Regions from separate parts of the Homo sapiens genome. Here region 2 is linked to region 1. Evidence: read pairs that join two places in POLR2A ChIA-PET (ENCODE). Cell type or tissue: K562. All regions are shown on one strand. Each heading gives the region's core, and the rest is flanking DNA. Links, peaks and the distances in the headings are about the cores only.

Region 1 (10,504 bases), core at 7,816-10,315:
CAGGAGGCAGTGTAGTGATTCCTTATGCTATGTTGAGAACTTCAAAACTTGTTAACTTTGTTCATTCTCTCTTCAGAGTTTCCAAATTGTGCATTTTGCCATCCTCTCCTCCATACTCCCACTGACACAAGGGCAAGTGATGTGTGAAACTGCGCTTGCGGCAGCAGACTGTCTGTAGTCATTCCTGCTTCGAGGCTTTTACACAGGCTATTTCTTCCACCTGGAATGCTCCTTCCCCCATTCTGGTTAATAACTCTTTCTCATTCTTTGTCTCAGTTTAAATGTCCTGTCTTCAGAAAGGCCACCAGGATCTTCCTGTCCCCCATTGCTTAAACCTGATCCACCTCTCGTTTGAGTCCCTCGTTATATTCTGCCATACCGCATACTACTTTTTCTCCGTCGCGTGTGTTTCTATCTATTCATTTATTTATTATTTTTTAGAGATGGAGTCTTGCTGCATTGGCCAGGCTGGTCTCAAACTCTTTTTTTTTTGAGACGGAGTCTCGCTCTGTCACCCAGGCTGGAGTGCAGTGGTGCAATCTCAGCTCACTGCAACCTCCACCTCCCAGGTTCAAGCGATTCTCCTGCCTCAGCCTCCCGAGTAGCTGGGACTATAGGCACATGCTGCCATGTCCGGCTAATTTTTTGTATTTTTAGTAGAGACTGGGTTTCACCGTTTCTATGGTCTCTATCTCCTGACGTGGTGATCCGCCCGCCTCAGCCTCCCAAAGTGCTGGGATTACAGGCGTGAGCCACCGCGCCCGGCGGTTCAAACTCTTGGTCTCAAGCAATCCTTCTACCTTGGCTTCCCAAAATGTTGGGATTATAGATGTGAGCCACTGCAGCCAGCCTGTATTTAGAATTACATACTTTTCTCAGTGATTGTTTAATATCTCTCTTCCCTGCTAGATTATCAGGTCTGTGAGGATGACCCTGGCCCATACCAAGTTGCCCTTCATATAGATCTGCTGTAGACTATGTGCTACAGGATCTCAGTAAATATAGATTGAATGAGTGAATGAATGGTAGATCTTTACTCATGCCACTGACCCTCTAAACAAGATCAGGCTGCTACTCTTTGGATGTTTTTGGTTTTGGTTTTGGTTTGGTTTTGGGGTTTTTTTGAGACAGAGTCTTGCTCTGTCACCCAGGCTGGAGTTCGGTAGTGTGATCTAGGCTCACTGCAACCTACACTTTCTGGGTTCAAGCAATTCTCATGTGTCAGCCTCCCAAGTAACTGGGATTACAGGCATGCACCACCACCCCTGGCTAATTTTTATTTTTATTTTTATTTTTTATTTTTAGTAGAGGTGGAGTTTTGCTATGTTGGCCAGACTGCTCTTGAACTCCTGGCCTCAAGTGATCCATCCATCTTGGCCTCCCAAAGTGCTGGGATTACAGGTGTGAACCACCACACCGGCCTAGGATGCTACTCTTTGACTAGGGCCCCAGACAGCCTCTTCCGCCGAGCATGCACAAAATTCACCAGGAAGGTGAAATATGCTTTTGGCATTTGGTAGCAAATTCTCAAAGGCAGAAGGTTACTGTCCCCACAGTCTGCAACCAGTTATAAGTACCTTTTGTGAATACACATAGAAATAAAAATCACTGATTCCCAAATGGTCCAAAAAATCAAATGAGTAGTAAACATTTGTGAAAATATTTATCCTTATCAACATTGTAAAATACAAACATTTTAGAGCCACATATAAAATAAGCCAGGTGTTTCAAAGGGAGTCCTCATTGCTGGAGAGAATATGGAGAAATAGGCATACTCAAACATTGGGGTCTGTAGTATAACAGTATAATATAGCTGTAAATATCGAAAGACCTAAAAATGTTTTCTCCAGTAAATCTGTTTTTGGAAATTATCTTAAGGAGGCTGGGCAGGGTGGCTCTTGCCTGTAATCCCAGCACTTTGGGAGGCTGAGGTGAGTGGTTTACCTGAGGTCAGGAGTTCGAGACCAGCCTGGCCAACATGGCAAACCCCCGTCTCTACCAAAAATACAAAAAAAAAAAAAAAAAAAAAAAAAAAAGCCAAGCGTGGTGGCGGGTGCCTATAATCCCAGCTACTCGGGAGGCTGAGGCACGAGAATCGCTTGGGCCTGAGAGGCAGAGGTTGCAGTGAGCTCAGATCGTGCCACTGCACTCCAGCCTGGGTGACAGAGTGAGATTCCGTCTCAAAAAAAAAAGAAAGAAAGAAAAAAGAAATTATCTTAAAGAGAAAAGGATCTAAAATGCAAGAAAGATTTATGTACAGTGTTTTAACAACATTATTTCTAATATTTAACATTGGAAGAGTAGTCAGATAACTTATATCCCTATATTGGAAAATTATGCAGGGTTTTACCTTTCTAGTAAAGGCAGACTAAGTAATTTGAACCAACTCTTCCACTGAAGGTAACTTAAAAAGCTGATTAAACAAATGGTCATCCTAAAGTCATCAAAGAGCACAAGATAGAAAAGAATCAATGGCCATGTCTGGGAAAAGGTTGAAACAAAAGAGATCAACGCCTACGAGCGCTTTTGCCCGGACATTATCTGCCTGTCTGGCAGTGCAGCCTAAAGGTTGAGCTGGGTTGTGGATAGCCTTTAGAGGAAAGGAGACAAAAGAAGTCCAGGGTTTGCCAGGGGTAGAAAGCCCAAAAGGAGGTTAAATAGAAAACATGTAGTAAGATAATAGATTTAAACCCAGATATATCAGTAAATGAACTAAAGGCTTTAGTAGTAGTAGTTGTTGTCATCTGTAAGATGGTTAGGATGGGTTTTTCTCAAATACCTAAAACAAGGGTACTGAAAGTTTGAAGTAAAAGGATGGAGAAAGATGTTCTATGCAAATAGCAACTGAAATCTGGTGTAGCCATATTAACATGAGGCAGAATACGTTTTTAGATATAAAAACCATTACTTCATAATGATGAAAGGTTCAGTTTACTTGGAAGATTTAACAGTTCTAAACCTATATGCTCAAAATATATAATACAAAACTGAAGAATTACTAAGAAAAATATACAGGTCTCCAATCATGGAGGGAGGTTTTAACTCTCAGTAATTGAAACAGCAAATACATTTTTTAAAAATGTATAATAGAGAAAACTTAAAACAACAGTTAAACTTAACCTCATGGACAGGCGGTACAGAGAATATTTTACCCTACAACTGCAGATACGTATTTCTTGCAATCACACATGAACATTTACCAATATTGACCATATGCTAAGCAATAAAGTAAATCTTACATATCAAAAGATTGAAATCATATGTGATACATCCTCTGATCACAGTGAAATTAGGCTAGGAAAAAACAAGACAACTAGAAGATCTGCATATGTTTGGAAATTGAGAAACAGGTTTCTGAACCCATGGTTTAATAAAGAAATAATAATAGAAATTAGAAAGTATTTTGACTGAAAGATAATGAAAATTTGACATTAAAATTTGAGGATATAACTAAAATGGTATTTGAAGGAAGTTTTACAGCCCTCTAATTCAAATATCACAAAAGAAGAAAGGCTGAGCAGGGCACGGTGGCTCACGCCTGTAATCCCAGCACTTTGGGAGGCCGAGCCGGTGGATCACCTGAGGTCAGGAGTTCGAGACCAGCCTGGCCAAAATGGTGAAACCCCATCTCTACTAAAAATTTAAAAATTAGCCAGGCATGGTGGTAAGTGCCTGTAATCCCAGCTGCTAGGGGGGCTGAGGCAGGGGGATCGCTTGAACCTGGGAGGTGGAGGTTGCAGTGAGCTGAGATCATGCCACTACACTCCAGCCTGGGCAACAGAGTGAGACTCTGTCTCAAACAGAAAAAAAAAAAAGAAGAAGAAAGGCTGAATAGTAATGAGCTAAGCATTCAGCTCAAGAAATTGAAAAATAGAAAAACCTGAAACGAATAAAAGAAGCAATAAAGAGAAGAATAGAAATTAATGAAATAGAAATTCAGAAACATCAGAATCAAGAGTTGGTTCTTTGAAAAGGCCAACAAAATCGATACACTTCCAATGAAATGGACAAAAACAAGGAAGAGAAACACAGATAGTAGTAGGAATGAAAAGGAGGTACACTGTAGATCCTGTCATTAAACATTAAGATCCTGTCTTGTAAATAAATACAAGATTATTTTGAAAAAAATTATACCAAAAATATTAAAATTATAGATGAACAAATTTATAGAAAAAGACAACAAAATTGACACAGGAAGAAATAGAAAACCTGAATATTCTCATAACTATTTTGAAAAGCTAATTAGTAATTAGGAACCTTCCTACAAAGAAAATCCAAACCCACATGACTTCACTGGCTAGTTTCTACCAAAAACTTAAGAAAAAAATAACTCCAATCCTATATCCACTGTTGCAGAGAATAGAAAAAGGTTATAACCTCCAATTTGTTTTAAGAGGCTATCATAATCTTGGTACCAAACTCAGTAAAGACCATACAAGACAGAAAATTTTCAGGCCAGTTTGAAAAATATAGATGCAAAAATCCTAAACAAAATATTAATAAAGTGAATCTAACATTATGTTGAAAGAACAATATAACATTACGAAGTTGGGTTTATTCTAGCAGTGCACATTTGGTTTAACTGTGATGTAATGTTAAGGGAAAAAATGTCAAGACAAATAGATGAATCCCAACTATGTAAAAACAAACAAAAAGTAAAACTGGAAAGAAAATGTTAATAGTGGTTGTCTCTGGTTGACAAGATTCTGGGTAATTCATTTTCCTTCGTGTTTATATTTGTTCGTTCCAGAGTTTCTAAGGTGAGCATGCATGACTTTCTAAGAAGGAAAAGCAAACAAGAAATAAGGGCAAGTCTACATAGATAAAGATCGTATAGTGAGACAATGTCTTAGTGTAACAATCCTTGTGACATTTGAAATTTCATACCATATCTAGTACCATACCATAGTGAGCCAAAGGAAAAGTTACACCAATACACTCCTATGTGACTTGCTTATCGGAATTTTTACCCCGTAGAAATGAACAATCCCTCCCTCCGCCCCTGTCATTTTTTTTCATTCTTTAAAGTCTGTCATCTTAAACATACTTGAGGAACTAATTCATAGGTAGGAACTTTATAGTGGATTCTGTTTCAAAATGTTGATTCCTTGTTATACAAATAAAGTGGTGTTTATTAGAATCTTGGTAAATTTCTTGGATATGTAATACTTATACATGTAAAAAAAATTTCAGGTAACTAAAGTGTCTGTAGTGAAAATGAAGTCTCTCTTCTTCCATCCCCTAATTCCCCTTCCAGAGACAATAATTGTTCCTGGTTTCTTCCATATCTTTCCAGGGATCATCTATGTATATGCAAGCACATTTTGTATATGCATGTATGTATCATAGGTGTGTGTACACACAAGCACACTCATACCTATACACACACATTTGTATTCCTCCCTTTTTTAAAAACACAAATGGGGGCCGGCGTGATGGCTCATGCCTGTAATCCCAGCACTTTGGGAGGCCAAGGTGGGTGGATCACGAGGTCAGGAGATCGAGACCATCCTGGCTAACACGGTGAAACCCCATCTCTACTAAAAATACAAAAAAAAAAAAAAAGCCAGGGATGGTGGCAGGCACCTGTAGTCCCAGCTACTCGGGAGGCTGAGGCAGGAGAATGGCGTGAACCCGGGAGGCAGAGCTTGCAGTGAGCCAAGATCACGCCACTGCACTCCATCCTGGGTGACAGAGTGAGACTCCAGCCTGGGCCACAGAGCGAGACTCCATCTCAAAAAATAAAAATAAAAACACAAATGATAACAAACATTAGTGTTCTGCATTTTTATCATTTTAACAGTATATTATAGAGATTCTTCCACATTAATACTCATATTGTTCCACATATAAATTCACCAATTTCTTTTTAACTACTATGCAGTATTCCACAGTATATTGTGCTTTCAAATTAATTTTTTTGTTTGTTTTTGAAAGAGTCTCATTCTGTCACCCAGGCTGGAGTGCAGTGGTGAGATCACAGCTCACTGCAGCCTTGACCTCCCTGGCTCAAGCAGTTCTCCCACCTAAGCCTCCCAAGTAGCCATGATTACGGGCACACACTACCACACCTGGCTAGTTTTTTTTTAATTTTCTTTTTGTAGAGATGGTGTCTTGCTATGTTGCCCAGGCTTGCTTCTGCCTCCCATAATACTGGGATTACCGGAGTGAACCACTAAACCCAGCCACAAATTAGTTTTTCTGAAAAAAGATAAGCCCAGTTTTCTAATATTAGGAAAGAGAAGCTGTGAGGGTTGGTGAATAAAGCCTTGAAATCTGGGCTCTAGTTCCCACTCTACTTCCGAACATGAACATGGTCTTAATTCAGTTATGTGATCTCTCTGAGCCTCAGCATCCTCATCTTAAAGGATTTGCAAGATACTTCCCATCACTTTTTGACGCTCTGAGTCAAAATCACTGTGTTAATAAATGAAGCCCTACCAGCACTTACAAAGATCACAATCAATGGAATCATAACTAGTCTTTGTAAAATGGAAGTAAATTATGAAAACAATTTATTATTTTAAAGGCTTTTAAAAGGATTTTTTAAGTAGGAATTCCAACTAAGAATTACATTGTTTTCCACTAGCTGCCTATTAAGAAGGTGGATTGAGGCAAAGAAAAACATTCCAAAAGCAGAATTATTTTCATTTCTGTTACTATGTTTGATTAGAACAGCCTCCCTATCCTTAAAGCCATTGTAGATGTGGACTAAATTCTGATCATGTATTACGCAGTCCTTAAAGAGAATGTGCTGTCAATGAACTGTCTCAGTTCACATCCTGGCCTTGCCACTTACTAGCTGTGTGACCTTGGGCCATTTACTTAACCTTTCTTGGGTAGTTTATCTGCCCTCATAAGATTGATAGGATTCAGTAAGCTCTAATAATCATACAGCTCGTAGAACAGCACATAATAAGTACTCAATAAATGTTAACTGTAATTAATAAATAATGGAAAAGCAGCATTCTGTGGCTGGTAGAGCAGATGGGGCACAGGTGTCGAGGTTTGGAGTCATAGACCTGGCAGAGCCCTCGAGGAGATGTATGTTGGCTAGAAGGGGGTGACCCAGAATGGAAAGGGAAGGAGAGTGGGGAGGGGGCAGGTCTGTAAGTCTGTGTCCTAGGACCAGAGAACTTAGAAGCAGCGTACCTCCCAGCAAATATTTTTTGGTGTCCCAGAATGGATATACGCTTTATAAATAAAACCATTTGTTTGAGAAGTCTGTTTGCCATAAGGGTGGATAGAAGCCTTTCAGTTTTTCTTTCAAGGAGGAATGTGGCATAATATTTTATATCAACCACGTCAATGAATGTTTTTTGTTATTTCTTTTTTATTTATTTATTTTTCTTTCCATCATACCTAGTCCTGCAGAAAAGGGTGTTTTTAAAAATTACGTATTTGGGCCTACTATTGTAAGGCATTGTGCTAGACATTTTGCAAATGCTTTATCTTTCAATTTTCATGGCTACCCTACAAGATATTGTTCTCATTGTGAAGAGAGGTTGTGACTTGCTCGAAGTTATCCAGCCAGTAAGTGATAAGACCAAAATTTTAAGTCAGATGTCTGATTCCAGAGTCGACCCTGAGATTGTTGATAAAACAACCTGAATTTTCAGTCCTAAGAATGGCTATTACAATTGTCTTTATATGCTATGAGAGAGAAGCTTACAGATGAAGCAGATATGACAAGAGTTTCTGCCTAGGTACTGAGAGCTAACATTTGTGCTTGGATCTTGGCCTAAATAAGAAAATGACAAGCCAAAGTCCTTGAGCTTTCCAGTTTGGATTCTTGTCGGATAATCTACTACATCCTTCAGCCAAATGCCTGCTAGAAGCTGGAATCATACCAGAAGGAAGCCCAAGTACATTATGGGGAGGATGTAACATTACAAGACTTCCATTCTTGTCCAAGCTTCTATATACATCCTGGCACCAAACTGAGCCTCAATTCCCTTGTCTGCCAAATGTTGCCAGTGACCTTTCCCACCAACCATGTGGAGGTAGTCCATGCAGGTCCTTAGAAGAAAGGTGCCGCTTGAACCAACTTATTCTTTCCACAGCTTTAAGAGAGAAAGTGGAATTTCCCATCATCAGGGCCAATATAAGCCTGAAATTAAACTGGCTTTATGGAATACTAACAAAGTGTCAGACACCATCTTTCTGTTTTATCCCTGACTAGTCTGTCATTCACAGTGCTTAAAGCACAGTCATTAGAATCAGGCAGACCTTGGGTGAACCACTTGCAGCCTGTGACAGTGGACAAATTATGTCATCTCTGATTTCATGTGTAAATGGAGGTGAATGAATCTATTTCACAAGGATTTGGTGAGAATTGAATGAGATATAAGTGCTCTTATTATAACAACATTTTAGGCCATGTAGTCATCATCCTTGTTTTATAGAAGAGGAAACTGAGGGGTGAAGTGATTTGCTAATATCACATGAACAATAATGAGAGGCCTGGAAAACTGTCTTTTATTCATTAAGTCTGGTGAAAGAGCTGAATCTAATTATTGTATTTCCTAAATAGAAGGTGGTGTAGAGAGAGACTTCAGTTGCTCTGTAAACATTAATTCAGCTTCCTTTGATCTTTCCTTTTGAAGGAGATTCACAGAATGTTTAAGTTCATCCATTATTTCAGCACTTAATGAAATTCTCATTTCCTAATTTTAAGGTTATACTGAGGAAGGGCCTCAACTCACCAGGTGGGTAGTCATGCAGGAGGGTGGACTATGGGAAGGAAGAACATCCAGAGGTCTTAGTCTGAGAGCCCTCATTTACCTTCTTAATTTTCCCCCTGAGGCCCCAGGAGAGGAGGCAACTCCTAGGAGCTGCCCAGATTACCTGGCTGCCCCTCCATGGGCTCGTTACAGTTCCTACCTTTACTCCTCTCTGATCACTGATTCCCCTGAATGGATTTGCCAAGTCCCACACTAGACTGTGACCACCCCTCACACTGGAGAGGAACCCAGTCTGAGTCCCCTCTGCATCCTGGTGTCTGTGGCCAGGCCTGGCTCTTTCCCCCTGATAGAGTGAGCCTCCTGAGCCCCTCACATCTCCAGGCTTCTCACTGGACCAAGTACAAGATGGCTTTTAAGGAGAACTTGGGTTTGAATAAGCGTCTTTAAGTGTAGGGGTTTCTTTGTTGGACTACCACCACCACTACAAAATAGAAACGGAGAGAGGGAAGAAGCAGCTGTAGAAAGAGGATGAAAGTCAGCTTTATCCTGGTGTGCTTCCGACCCTCTTTGTGATGCTTATTTATAACGGGCTGATTCTTCCTCCTGCGTGTGCTCTGTGCCAGCTCTGGAGACTCCCTGGTGGTTCCATGCTGCTTCTGGAGGCTCTGCCTCCTTCAGTTACAAATTACTGATCTCCCCAATTTCTATCATGTGACTTAAGCACCTCCTTTATTATACCACAACAGCACTCTTCAAATACACAAGAAAATGTGATCATGCAAATAAACTCTTATTTACAAATGAAAATGACTTGTGATGTTCGTTTTACATATTTTAGGTTGTTATTGCTGAAAGCCAGTTAACCTGTCTGGCTTTAGCGGGGAGGTGTTCACTGTAAGGAATTTTCTGTAGGGTGAGGATTTTTATCCAAGTCGATATTGCATAATAGCTCCCTGTTTGCTGCACGCTATTAGAATTTAAATGAAACAGAAACATTATTCGCCACATACCTGTGAGTCCTTGTCTTCCTCTCTGGTTAATGTGGACTGGTTCGCACTATAAAGGCAGGATATTTGGCACCACTGTGTAACCTTGTACAAGTCCTCCTTCTTTGTGGGCCTCATTTCCCCTGCTGCAAAATGTGATGGTATTCCCTACCCTGTAAAGCGTTGTGAGGCTTAAACCATTGAAACAAGTCAGTGAGATTGTGTACAGTAAAAGCCCATAGTGAACTGCAGTGCACTATACAAGCGTTCACCATTACTGAGTGTGTCTGCCTGAGACTCAGAGGCCAACCAACTGTCACAGACACCATAGCTTGTCTGAGCATGTGTGTGGTGACCCTTTCCCTCCCTGTGATTCCTGTTTTCTTTCCCTCTAGCCCCTTAGACTTCCCACAGGCCCCTTTGGGCATTGGCCAGCACCAAGGGTAGCTGACACCTGGGGCAAAAAGCTGTGCTGACCTGTCTTGAAGCAAACTTGTGCCTTGTCCACAGCTACTTTTCAGTAATGAGTGTCTGAATTGTGCTGTGTGGGCTGAGAACTTCCACATGATTTGCATTTTTCACTCTCTTCTTTCTCTAAAAGTTCCCCCGTTTCCGTTTTATCATTAGGTAGTAATTAGTATTCAAGGGAAATTGGTCTTAATATATTAAAATTGGTTTAAGTGCATTTAGACCTGTACCACAGCCAATGTCTTATTGGAAAATGTAATTGGGGACTCTGTGTATGTAATTAATTGAATTACAATTAAGAACTTTCATTAAGCGATACACTGGTACATTAGAGCAGTAAGGAAGCATGTTTGATGAGCCACAAAC
Region 2 (10,504 bases), core at 3,418-5,917, 60 kb after region 1:
AGAAATGTTGTTGCCATCAGAAGCTCTTGAGGAGTCAGTTTAGACTCTAGTAATGCATGCTGTTGTTCTAGAATTCAGGAATTTTACATAAAATGAGAGCTTAGATGGAAATTGAAGGGAGGAAATAAGAGCCACAATCTGATGTCAAATAAACAATCATGAACAAAGCCTCCATCGAGCTTTTTGCGCTTGTAGAAATAGGAACGTCTCCCATTTATTGAACACCAGCTACATGCAGTACATCTAATGTCCATTATCTTGTTTAATCTTCCTGACCGCCCTCCAGAATGTAGACATTGTCCCCATTTTATAGAAGAGGAGATGGAGGCCCAAGGTCACAGAGCACACAAGGGTGGAGCCTCTACTTGAACCTGGCCCGAGAAGCTCCAGAGCCGCCCTCTTCCCATCAAGATGTCACTGAGCTAAGCCATGGGTGGTCCCTAATTCCACAGGCTTTGAGATGAATCTCAGAGGAGTTGTCGGGCTCTTCAAATCAGGTTCTTCTCGTGATTGAGTGATGGAGGCTGTGGCTTTATTGACCATGAAAACTCCCTATATTTTTATGCCTTAAGCTGTAAAATGCGTTGAAAATGAAACACTCTATAGTGCATAAAATTGTGCCAGTTTTAAGCCACAGCATATTAACCAGCTAATGGCAGAGCAAAGGGCGTTTTTATCTTTTGATTATTACATTAATCTTCCATTAACATTATCTATGTGATTATCACAAAGCACTGAAGATAATAAATTTGGGAAATAGTTGGCTTGTTAAGGATCATTTTAAAATGCTTTTGTCAAGTTATATGTGCCAAAAATACACTGAAAACACTAGGTTGGCTGAGTGTGCAAACAATATAATCCAAAGATTTCTTGTATTAAGAATGATAAAACCTCTTATTTCCATACACTGTATTGTCCCAAATCATCAACCTGGCCCTGCGGTCCTCATGATTTATTGCTCTCAGCTGGTAACTTGGCGAGGCAGCGGGCAGAGCGTGTCAGGCCTTCTGTACTCACGCACCAGCCTTTAACGCCTGCTGCTCCAACCAGCAGAGCAGAAAGTTGGGAGGGACAGTGTTGAAGCCTCGGCCATCTGAGGCGTTGCCATCTCGCGCTGCCTCCCCCGGGAGCCCTCTGGTTCCTTCTCGGAGTCAGCAGAAGCTCCTCTCCCTCTGGCACAGGACACATGGCCCTCGGAGTAGAATCAGCAGAGGCAGTGGCTGGCCTCTCTTGTCAGAAATATTCAGCCTTCTAGTCAAAACTTTTAGATACTTGCAGGTGAAGAGAAATAGCGTCTGTTCACCAAAAGCCCCAGCCAGAGGAGCAGAGGAGGTGAGAGGCTGCGGAGCAGGAAGGGGTGTTTGCCAAGCGCCTGACACCTTCTAGCTTTGTGACCTTGACTAAATGACATTATTGTCATTGGCCTTGACTTCCTCACCTGTGCATGGGGATGACAGTGGCATCTGTCTCAAGATTATTGTGAAGATTCCATGAGCGCTGAAAGGCACTCCGAGCAGTGCCAGTTGCCACCACTGATTTCACACTGCTGCTGCCGCCCATGCCCAGGCACAGGCTGTCCTCAGCACTGGGGCGTGTGCATCCCACTGTAGCACCCCTCCCTGGCTCCCACCACCTCATTTCACTAAGCCAGCCAAGCTCTCGCAGTTCCAGGGACACTCCCTTGTGGCGTGCCCCTGCTGTGCCTTGATGCATGCTGCGTCTCTCCTCCCCGTTGCGCACTCAAAAACTCCTGTGTATCCCTCAAAAGCCCGCTCACTCTTTTCCTCTGGAAGCCTTCCCTCCTCCACACCTCCCTGATACTCAGCCCCATTCCTTGATGCTCCTCTTTGCCTGCTGCAGTGCTGGTTCTGCTGCTGGACACCCACTCACCAGGCAGCAAGCTCCCCAGGGCCAGGACCAAGTCTCAGCGCTGTAGCGCTGGGGAAGCGCCTGGCGGTGCAGCTGCTACACAGAGTGGAAGATGCACATGCGACTCCGGGCAGACTCCCAGGGCTTCGTGGAAGCAGCAGCGTGCAGAAGGCCTGAGAGGAGCCCAGGAGGCAGCCCCGCCCTTCACACAGGGCTCTTTCAGCCCCCTCACAGCTCTCACCCTGACTTCCACGTGGCCTAGGCCACTTTGGCCTCCCTCTCTGAGCCTCTTTCCTTTTTGTCAAGTGAGCCCTGCCTGGCTGGGCACTCATGAGCCCTGAAGGAAGCACTGTGGTGGGAAGCTCTGCGCCTGGCTGGTGGGAGGCTGGATGGAGAGCCTGTCTTGGTTTGCTTTTCATCCCTGTGTTCTCGGCCTTCACACAGGGAAAGGCAGGCTCAGAGAGGTTATGTGCTTGTCCAGGTCACACAGCAGGTGGGAGGCATAGCCAGGCAGCCCAGGGCACAGCCTTCCGGGAGTGGCTCACGCCAGGAGGGAGCATGGGCTCCGGAACCTGAAGAGCTCGCCGCTCACTGACTGGGAAGCCTGGACTGGCCACTTGGCTTCTCCAAGCCTCTGTTTTCCCATCGTAGAGCAGCGGCTCTGGGCCCAGCCGCTGCCAGGTTGCTGTGATGACTGGACTCCTTCCACACGACAGCACCTGGCCCTGAGGCACCCGGCCCAGGTCAGGGCCTTCCCTGCCACCCCCTCCGATGCCCTGGGTGGGTAGGGAGCGGCTGGCAAGGTGACCGGGCTGTGTGCTCTTGTTTCTAGGTTAACTACATCCTGGAATCGCGAGCTAGCACTGCCCGGGCTGACTACTTTGCTCAAAAACAAAGAAAACTGAACAGACGTACGAGCTTCAGCTTCCAGAAGGAGAAGAAATCCGGGCAGCAGTGACACTGGCCTCCAGCCTCAATCTGTTCCGTAGCTCAGAGCCTGCCTGCCAGGGCCAAGTGCCCTAGAGTCCACCCGGTGTCCTGAAGTCCTCGGGGGGAGGCCAGCCCCTGGCTCACTGGCACAGGGCAGGTGGGCTCTCGGGGAAGGTGTCGGGGGCCCCCTAGGAGGGAGCGCTGGGGACATTGCCATGGGACGGAAGTCTGCTTGGCAGTGGCTTTGATAAGCGATGCTTGGGGGTCAGACCACCCCCTAGAGGAGCCACGTGCCGCCCAGCCACCTTCAATGCCTGCCACCCTGCCCGAGGATGTACAGAGCCGTGCCCACACATTTCCTTGCAACTTGATCAAATTTCTTAAAGCAAACAACAAAAATGTACATTTCTGTTTTTCCTTTTAATAAACAGGTGTACTCTTTATCATGGTTGGTATGATGGACCATTCTTTGGGGCGGAGGATTGATTATGTTACTCTCTTTAAAATCTGTTCCCATATTGAACAGGCAGATTGGAAAAGCTATGGTTCGATTTCTCAGAAGAAATGTTTAGGTCTTAGTCAATAGTTTTAACTATGCCATTTGTTTAAATGAGTGCATTTGCTTCGAGGGTAGTGTCTTACTAAAAGTTAGGAACAGAGACCTAGTGGTGTGTCCAAGGCCGTGTCACTTTCCCCTTCAGCACACCCCAGCTTCTGACCTCAGAGCCCAGGAGCTGCGTGGACAGTGTGGGGTGCCAGGAGGAGGGGCGGTGGCTGGTCCTCAGGCACGCTGCACTCCCAGCCAGACATGGTCTTTCCGTTTCTTAAGTAGCAAGTGTAGGTTTCAGCTGGCAGTTCCACCTGCATGTTCTCTGCTTCGCTGCCTTGGAAGGGGCCACATTCCCCATTCCTCTTCTCCTTACAGCGCCTGCCTCCTTTTTCAAGCAGGCGGAAAGCTGCTGTTTCTCACGTTTCAGGGAGAGGGGTGAGCGGAGGGAGACCTGTGTCCGTGCCGTCCGGCTCCCTGGGTGGGAACAGGCAAGGGATCAGATGCCCCTGACACCACGCCTCTGGCCACACCAGATGCCTCTGCAGTCCTCGACAGCCTCTTCAGTGTCCCTCCTGCGGTGATGTCCTTACTGTCCCCAGCCAGGGCCGGGGACCGGTGTTTCACTGAGGACCTGCATTAGAAACATTTTTTAAATTGTTGTACAGGAAGAGATGTGTCTAAAACAGCATCTTAAAGCTGAGTGTATTTCTTTGCACAAGGGGTCATGCTGATGAATTCTTCTTTCATTCTGATCTTTGTTCAGCCAACAGGAGCGTCCTTTTCTAATGTCTTCCATTCCTACCCCCCACCCAAAAACAAAAGAAATATTTGTAGCTTGCTATCTGTATTTGAATTTTTAGCAATTTTATATTTAGATACTTTGAAAAATGTAAATGACTAATTTGGTCATTAAATCTTGTGACATATTCGATATTAAAATGATATTAAAATAAAAGTCATATAAATACACACTTTTGCATATTGTGTTGAGTTTCTGAAGTCTGGAGTATGTGATGCCGAAAACCATGACTCTGCCATGAGCCTCCTGGGTGGTGGCATTTGCCAGCAGTTGACGAGGAAGCAACATCTCTGAAATGCACCGGGGCCTCTTTGGTGCTAAGCACGACAGGCTGGCCCTCTTCACTCAGGGGTGACACCAAAGTCATCACCTCCTTCAGCCACAAAATCAACACCCTTCTCTTACTGTGAAATGCAACACTCTCAGTTTACATAAACACATGTGTCCAGGTGAAGGAACAGTGGAAAGGGAACACAGCAGCCACCGCCCAGGCCCAGCACGGATCAAGACTCTGCATTCAGCTTTCCCTGAGCCCCTCTCCCCCACCCTATACCTAGATCTCTAAAGACAGGACCGTGAGCTGTAGGACACAGGCATCTCACAGTCTCCCCGGCACGGGCTGGGCAAAGGCAGGAGGAGCTCGGCACACCCGAGATAACGGAAGTGACTGATGGGCCCCACTTCTGCTTTCCACCAGGTCTCCTGACCTGGCCCTGGCGTGGCCCCTGCCCAAGACGATGTGAAAAGTCAGTGTTGATGATAATTCACGACTGGGCCTCTGAACTCGGTGGAGGACTTGCAAGGTGTGGGCTGCCTGGCAGGCCTGGGTAGTGGGTCCCGGGAGCCCTGGCCTTGCTGGCCCCTGGGAGCCACCCTCCTCTTCCAAGGGCCCGCTGTGCGCTGCCGTCTGTAAACATGCAGTAACGAAACCCGCACAGGCAGCCTCCGTCAGGTCCCGTCACCACCTCCATTGCAGGGGTCAGGAACCGGAAGGGCCACTTCACTGGCCCCAGACTCACCATGAATGACTGGCGGACACGGTAGCCCTGCTCTTAACCACTGGGCTCTGCCCTCCACAGGTGGCAGCCGTGTGGCTCCAAGCTGGTTCCTGCCTCTTGGGCCCTCGTTTTCCTAAGCTGAAAATGAAGGTGCTGGATTAGAGGACCCCACAGACCCTTCTGAAGCATGTCCTAAATGTCTCAGCATCGTGGGAGCCCAGCCTTGCTTCCAGTGGTTTCTGTTTGCCAAACTTTGCCAGAGCCTCTCTGCTTCTGAGGGAAGGTCCTAAGAGCTGAGAATGCTGTGAGCTGGTCTAGCCCAGCCCAGAGATACTTCCAGCCCAGAGTCTTCGGCCTCTGCCTGCATACCTCTGGCAGTGGAGCGCTCACTGCTGCTCAACTCAGAGCTTTCCCTTGTTGGCCAGTTTGGTCATTCTTACCAGGCCCTGCCTGCTTTGGGCCATACTCGCCCCCACCTCTGAGGCCCAGGCCCAGCCTGTAGCCCTGCATCCCCAGCCTCTGCACAGCGCATTCCTGGCCCTGGCCCTGAGCTGGCAGCTGCCTCCAGACACTTCCTATCCAGGCCCCCAGGACCAAAGTGCACCACGCCTCAGTTGTTCCTCAGCTGTGTGGGGACCACAGGGATGTCTCTCTGTCTTCTCTGCGTGGATTAAGAGGCTGGGAGGTGATCCCCACCCCAACATGTTCCTGAATACCTGCCAGCTGCTTCTTAGGGCCCCTCACTTCCCCAGATCAGGGACTGCAGAACATCGGGGGTAGAGGCGAGCGAAGATCAAACCCGGCCATCAAGACAGGCCAAGAGGTGGGGGTGAGTGGCCCTCCGGCCACACCACTGTGAACTGCATGCGGGTGGCCCACGTGCACTTGGAAGGTGCCAGGGAGGCAGGATAGGGCAGTGGGCAAAGGCCTGAGGTATGAGGCGTAGCCTGGGTGGGCTGGTGGGGGCTGGGGACACTCACATAGGACCCTTACCCACCTGCTGAAGGGGGCCCCTCCCAGCTTCTTCATGGACCTCTGCACACCCTCCGACTTGAACAAGCCCCTTCCCCTCCTGGAGCTCCAAGACGCCTGTGACAAGATGGGTTATTAAGCCAAGGCCAGGAGGATGGGGCACCAGCGCTGTCTCCCAGTGGCCTTGGGTGAGTTACTCTACTTCCCTGAGCCTCAGTTTCTTCTTCTGTTAAAGGGAGACAGTACCAGCTCCTTCAGAGGGACATGGTGAGGGCGGGGTGAAGTTCCTGGCCAGGCCCTGCCAGGCTGTGCTGCAGCTTCACAGAGCATAAGCTCACTCCCTCCACACGAAGCCAGCTGTGGGTCCCCACGACCTCTGGGGGCTTCCACAAAGACTGGGACCGGGGCAGGAGGGCCAGAGAATGGGGCAGCAATGGCAAAATGCTAAGGCTGGAAAGAGACACAGGCACCTCTCATTCCCACGCACATCCCATTGGCCAGAACCCACCGCATGGTGCCACCTACTCCAAGAGGACAGGCAGCATCACCGCCCGGGCATTGAAGGGCACAGATGTTTGGGAAACAGTTGTAATGTCTGCCACCAAGAGGTGACTCCATGCTCCCCAACATCACTGTTCACAGGCTCCCCGTCCCGAGGTGGCTCCTCATCTATGATTTATTATTTTCCCTTTACGATGCAGGCTAACGTGATTCTGTGCCTTAACCATCCTAAGCAAGAACAGCCATGAAGCCATGGGGTTGGTGTGCTGCATGTGTGTTCTGATGCACATGAAATAACTGTTGAAATGAAAACACCCATCTGCCTGCCCCTAAAATGCTGCTGCGTGTGGCCTCAGTGACACCCCCCACATGACAAACGAGCATGTTAGGACTTCTTTTTTTTTTTTTTTTTTTTTTTGTGAGACGGAGTCTCGCTCTGTCGCCCAGGCTAGAGTGCAGTGGCACAATCTCAGCTCACTGCAAGCTCTGCCTCCCAGATTCAAGTGATTCTCCTGCCTCAGCCTCCCGAGTAGCTGGGACTACAGGCGCCCACCACCACGCCCAGCTAATTTTTGTATTTTTAGTAGAGACGGGGTTTCACCATGTTGGCCAGGCTGGTCTCGATCTCTTGATCTCGTGATGCACCCGCCTTGGCCTCCCAAAGTGCTGGGATTACAGGCGTGAGCCACCGTGCGCGGCCGCTCGTTAGGACTTTCTATTCTTTCATCAGCACCCGCCTCCCACCTGCTATTGAGCAGCTCGTGTTAGTTATGAATTAACTGTTTTCTCCATTATTCTCATGCCCACCTAATTCCCATTTTACAGATGAGGAAACTGAGGCCAGGCCATTGGAAAGTGGTGGAGCTGGCCCAGGGTCCTGCTCTCTGGCCTCCCACCCCACCCAGCCGTCCCCCAGCCTCTCTGGGCCTCTGTCTTGGCCCTTGGGGCCCAAACACCCTGGATTCTGAAGGCTCCACAGAAGCCCCTTTCAGAGGCCCCTGCTATTTGGAAAGCAGCCAGGGAGAAGGAAAGAGTTAAACCCGTCGCGTTGTGTTCCCACCAAACACCTCTGCCTAAATGCAAAATCCCAACAGGGCGGTGTTCCCTGTACTCGATAACAGCCATAAGAGTGATTTGTGAAGTCTCGAAGCCCGGTAATCTCGTCAGCATAATGGGATTATATTTCAAATCACCACAGCCTGTTCATTACCCATTTAAACTCCTCTGACAGAGGAAAACTTGCATAAAACGTGCGTGGCAGCCCTGGCCGACTTCCCCACTCTCCTTCCTGATTAGACAAACAGATGCTGAGGTCTGGAATGAAAAAATAATGTGCCCATTTATTCATTTTTCTGACAAGTCACAATAGATTTTTAACTGCCAATGAGTGACCTCCCAGAGGTGTGGCGGCCAGGGGGTGCCCACCAGGCAGTGAGTGGTCATTTCCGCCCACGCCGGCCCCCCTGCCCTGGCTGGATTTCTCCTGGGGCTGGAGCCACCTGCCTGAGCCCCTCTGCTGCCCCAGCATCGGTGCCTGCAGCCGGGCTGGAAAGGGCTGCCCACTGGGCCTCTTGGCAGCCACCACCCAGGAGGTCTGGGGGCTCCAGAGGCCACCAGGACACAGCGATGCCCTAAAGCCACATAGCGTGGGGTAGGGATCCTGGCCCTCCCCTTGGCTAGCCTGACTGGTGTTGGCTAGCCTGACTGTCTTTAATCGCTCTGAGCCTCAGTTTCCCTATCTGTAAAGTGGAGATAGTAAGAGGCTCCTCTCATTGGGGATTCCTTGGGGCAGTCGCTCAATCAGCACCCCCTGCTGTGACCACCAAGTCCCACGGCCTCCCTGACCCCTGACCTCTGGCATTTGAGGGCTTTGCAGATGGGCTCGTCACCCTCTGGGTCATGGGCTCGCAGCTGGCAGGTAGAGGAGCCCAGAGTCTCACCCCAGAGCCTCTCACTGTCTGCTTTGTGCCACTCCCCACCTGCCCCCATCTTGGGAGCCGGATCCCCCCAGACTCCCAGGAGATGGGCAGTGGATGTTCAAACAGCACCGAGACTGATGACTGAGCTGAGGGTCTGGAGAAGGAATGAAAATCCATCCACCTCTGTGCTGTGTGACCGCAGACCCATGACTCAACCTCTCTGAGCCATTTTCTCATCTGCGCAACTGGGAGAGAATCCCACCTCCAGGGAGTTGCATGGGAAGTAAATGAGATAAAGCGCATGGGCCTGGCACGCACTAGGGAAACCCAGGCCCTCACCCCAAACATACTGGTCGCAGGACCTCGGGCCTTGGGGCAGCCCCAGCCCTCCAGGGAAGCTCTGGGGCCCACGTAAGGCCTATGCCCTCCCTCTAAGGGCCCCACTGCTGGCTCTCCCCTCCCTACCCCTTCCTGCCTCCACATAGTAGCCCCAGGCAGGAGGCACATCTTTATGCATTAACTCCATGAATGTAAGAAAAACTGAGGCTAATTCTTTCTAAAATGATAAAATTTGTCTGTATTACAGCATTCCAGCCCCCAGCTTCCTGAAAGCTAAAAATATTTTAATGTCATATTTCCATGTAAATTTTAGTTTAGAATTTAATACCCTTTTAACATACATTAAATTGTTAGCGTTCTTCAAGCCCTTGACTATTTTAAGGGCTTAGCTGATGTGCATTGCAGAAAAGGGCTGGGGGAGGCTGTAAATTATGAGGGAAAGTTCTAGAAGCAAGGTTACCCTAAACCACCACGCCCACCTCATCTTGAGAGTTACTCTTCAGGACAAACGCTGGAATCCTGGGGAGATGTCAAATGTCTTGGTTTTCCTGCTGGGAAACGTGGCTATGATTGGTGGCATCCCTGGGGGACCCGAGGATCTGCTGCAGAGCCCAGGCTGGGAGACGCCCAGATGGCTGAAGGGCCAGGGACAGGGGCGCTGCAGTTGCACGGGCTGGGCTCAGATCCTAGTGCTGCCACTTGCTGGCAGGTGACTTTGTCATGCTTATCCATGCCGGTCTCCTTGCCCAAAATGGGACCAAGGTTAGAGTTCATGCACAGGTGTTCTGGGTGAATTCACAGGAAAAGAGGTTATCGGCTCCACAGAGGAGGTAACTTCCAGGGTGAATTGGCTGGCCTTGCTGAGAGCCGCTGGTGACATGTGAGTGCAGTGGTGACATGTGAGTGCTAGGGCTGGCAGAGAGGCAGGGAGGGGTCCTGGCAGGACTGGGAGCAGAGGGGGCCCCGGGCCACAGGAGCCATGGGCAGGCCCAGGTCCTGCTCCCACAGCAACCCGCCAGCAGCTGACTCAGGGACCAGGGCCCCCCAGCCTCGGCATCGCCTGAGAGACCTGACACCACTCTGGCGGGGCAGGTTCCTTGAGAGGAGGAAGTAAAGTTCCCCACTGGGCTGCTGGAATGGAGCCTGCGCATAAACGTTGAGTTACAGGAGCTAAGCCAGTGCTGTTACCTGTCTAAGTGGGTTCGAGGACAAGGTTTGTCATGCCCCTTACAAAACTGACATACGTATGATGGCTAGAATGTCACCCCATCTGTGCATCTGGGTGAGAGAAGCCTCCGCTAGCTGAACCACATTTTGTGTTTGTTTTTGGGTTTTTTTGGAGACAGGGTCTCACTCTGTCACCCAGGCTGGAATGCAGTAGTGCGATCATGGCTCACTACAGCCTCGACCTCCCAGGCTCAAGTGATCTTCCAACTTCAGCCCCCCAAGTAGCTAGGACTACTGGTGCATGCCAGCACATCTGGCTAATTTTGTTATTTTATTTTATTTTTGTAGAGACGAGGGTCTTGCCATGTTGCCCAGGCTGGTCTCAAACTCCTGGGCTCAAGTGATCCTCCTGTCTCAGCCTCCCGAAGTGCTGGTGAACCATCATTTTTGTTTTGTTTTG

The links. ChIA-PET counts read pairs that join two places held together with the same protein. Peaks named below come from ENCODE experiments on the same cell type or tissue, not always from the same donor. Only the 100,000 strongest peaks of a DNase experiment are listed, where the experiment ranks them.
Region 2: POLR2A ChIA-PET joins it to region 1 with 5 read pairs; 3 of 35 experiments call an interaction of 5 or more read pairs at or near these places.

What each region holds. Positions count from the first base shown.
Region 1 is chr9:125,495,413-125,505,916 of GRCh38, reverse strand. All of the region lies in intron 8 of MAPKAP1 (MAPK associated protein 1), which reads left to right. Among named protein-coding and RNA genes, the nearest start is that of MAPKAP1, 210 kb to the left of the region's middle. RefSeq lists enhancers at 1,043-1,102, 1,143-1,202, 10,118-10,504. In K562, for the core only: no CTCF peak of the experiment used is centred there; no DNase peak of the experiment used is centred there.
Region 2 is chr9:125,431,210-125,441,713 of GRCh38, reverse strand. MAPKAP1 (MAPK associated protein 1) reads left to right here. Exons shown (of 12, transcript NM_001006617.3): 12 at 2,702-4,320. The coding sequence ends at 2,827. LOC112268055 (a long non-coding RNA gene) reads right to left here. Exons shown (of 3, transcript XR_002956935.2): 3 at 4,867-5,284. Among named protein-coding and RNA genes, the nearest start is that of GAPVD1, 170 kb to the right of the region's middle. RefSeq lists an enhancer at 9,202-9,776. In K562, for the core only: no CTCF peak of the experiment used is centred there; a DNase peak (open chromatin) is centred at 4,798.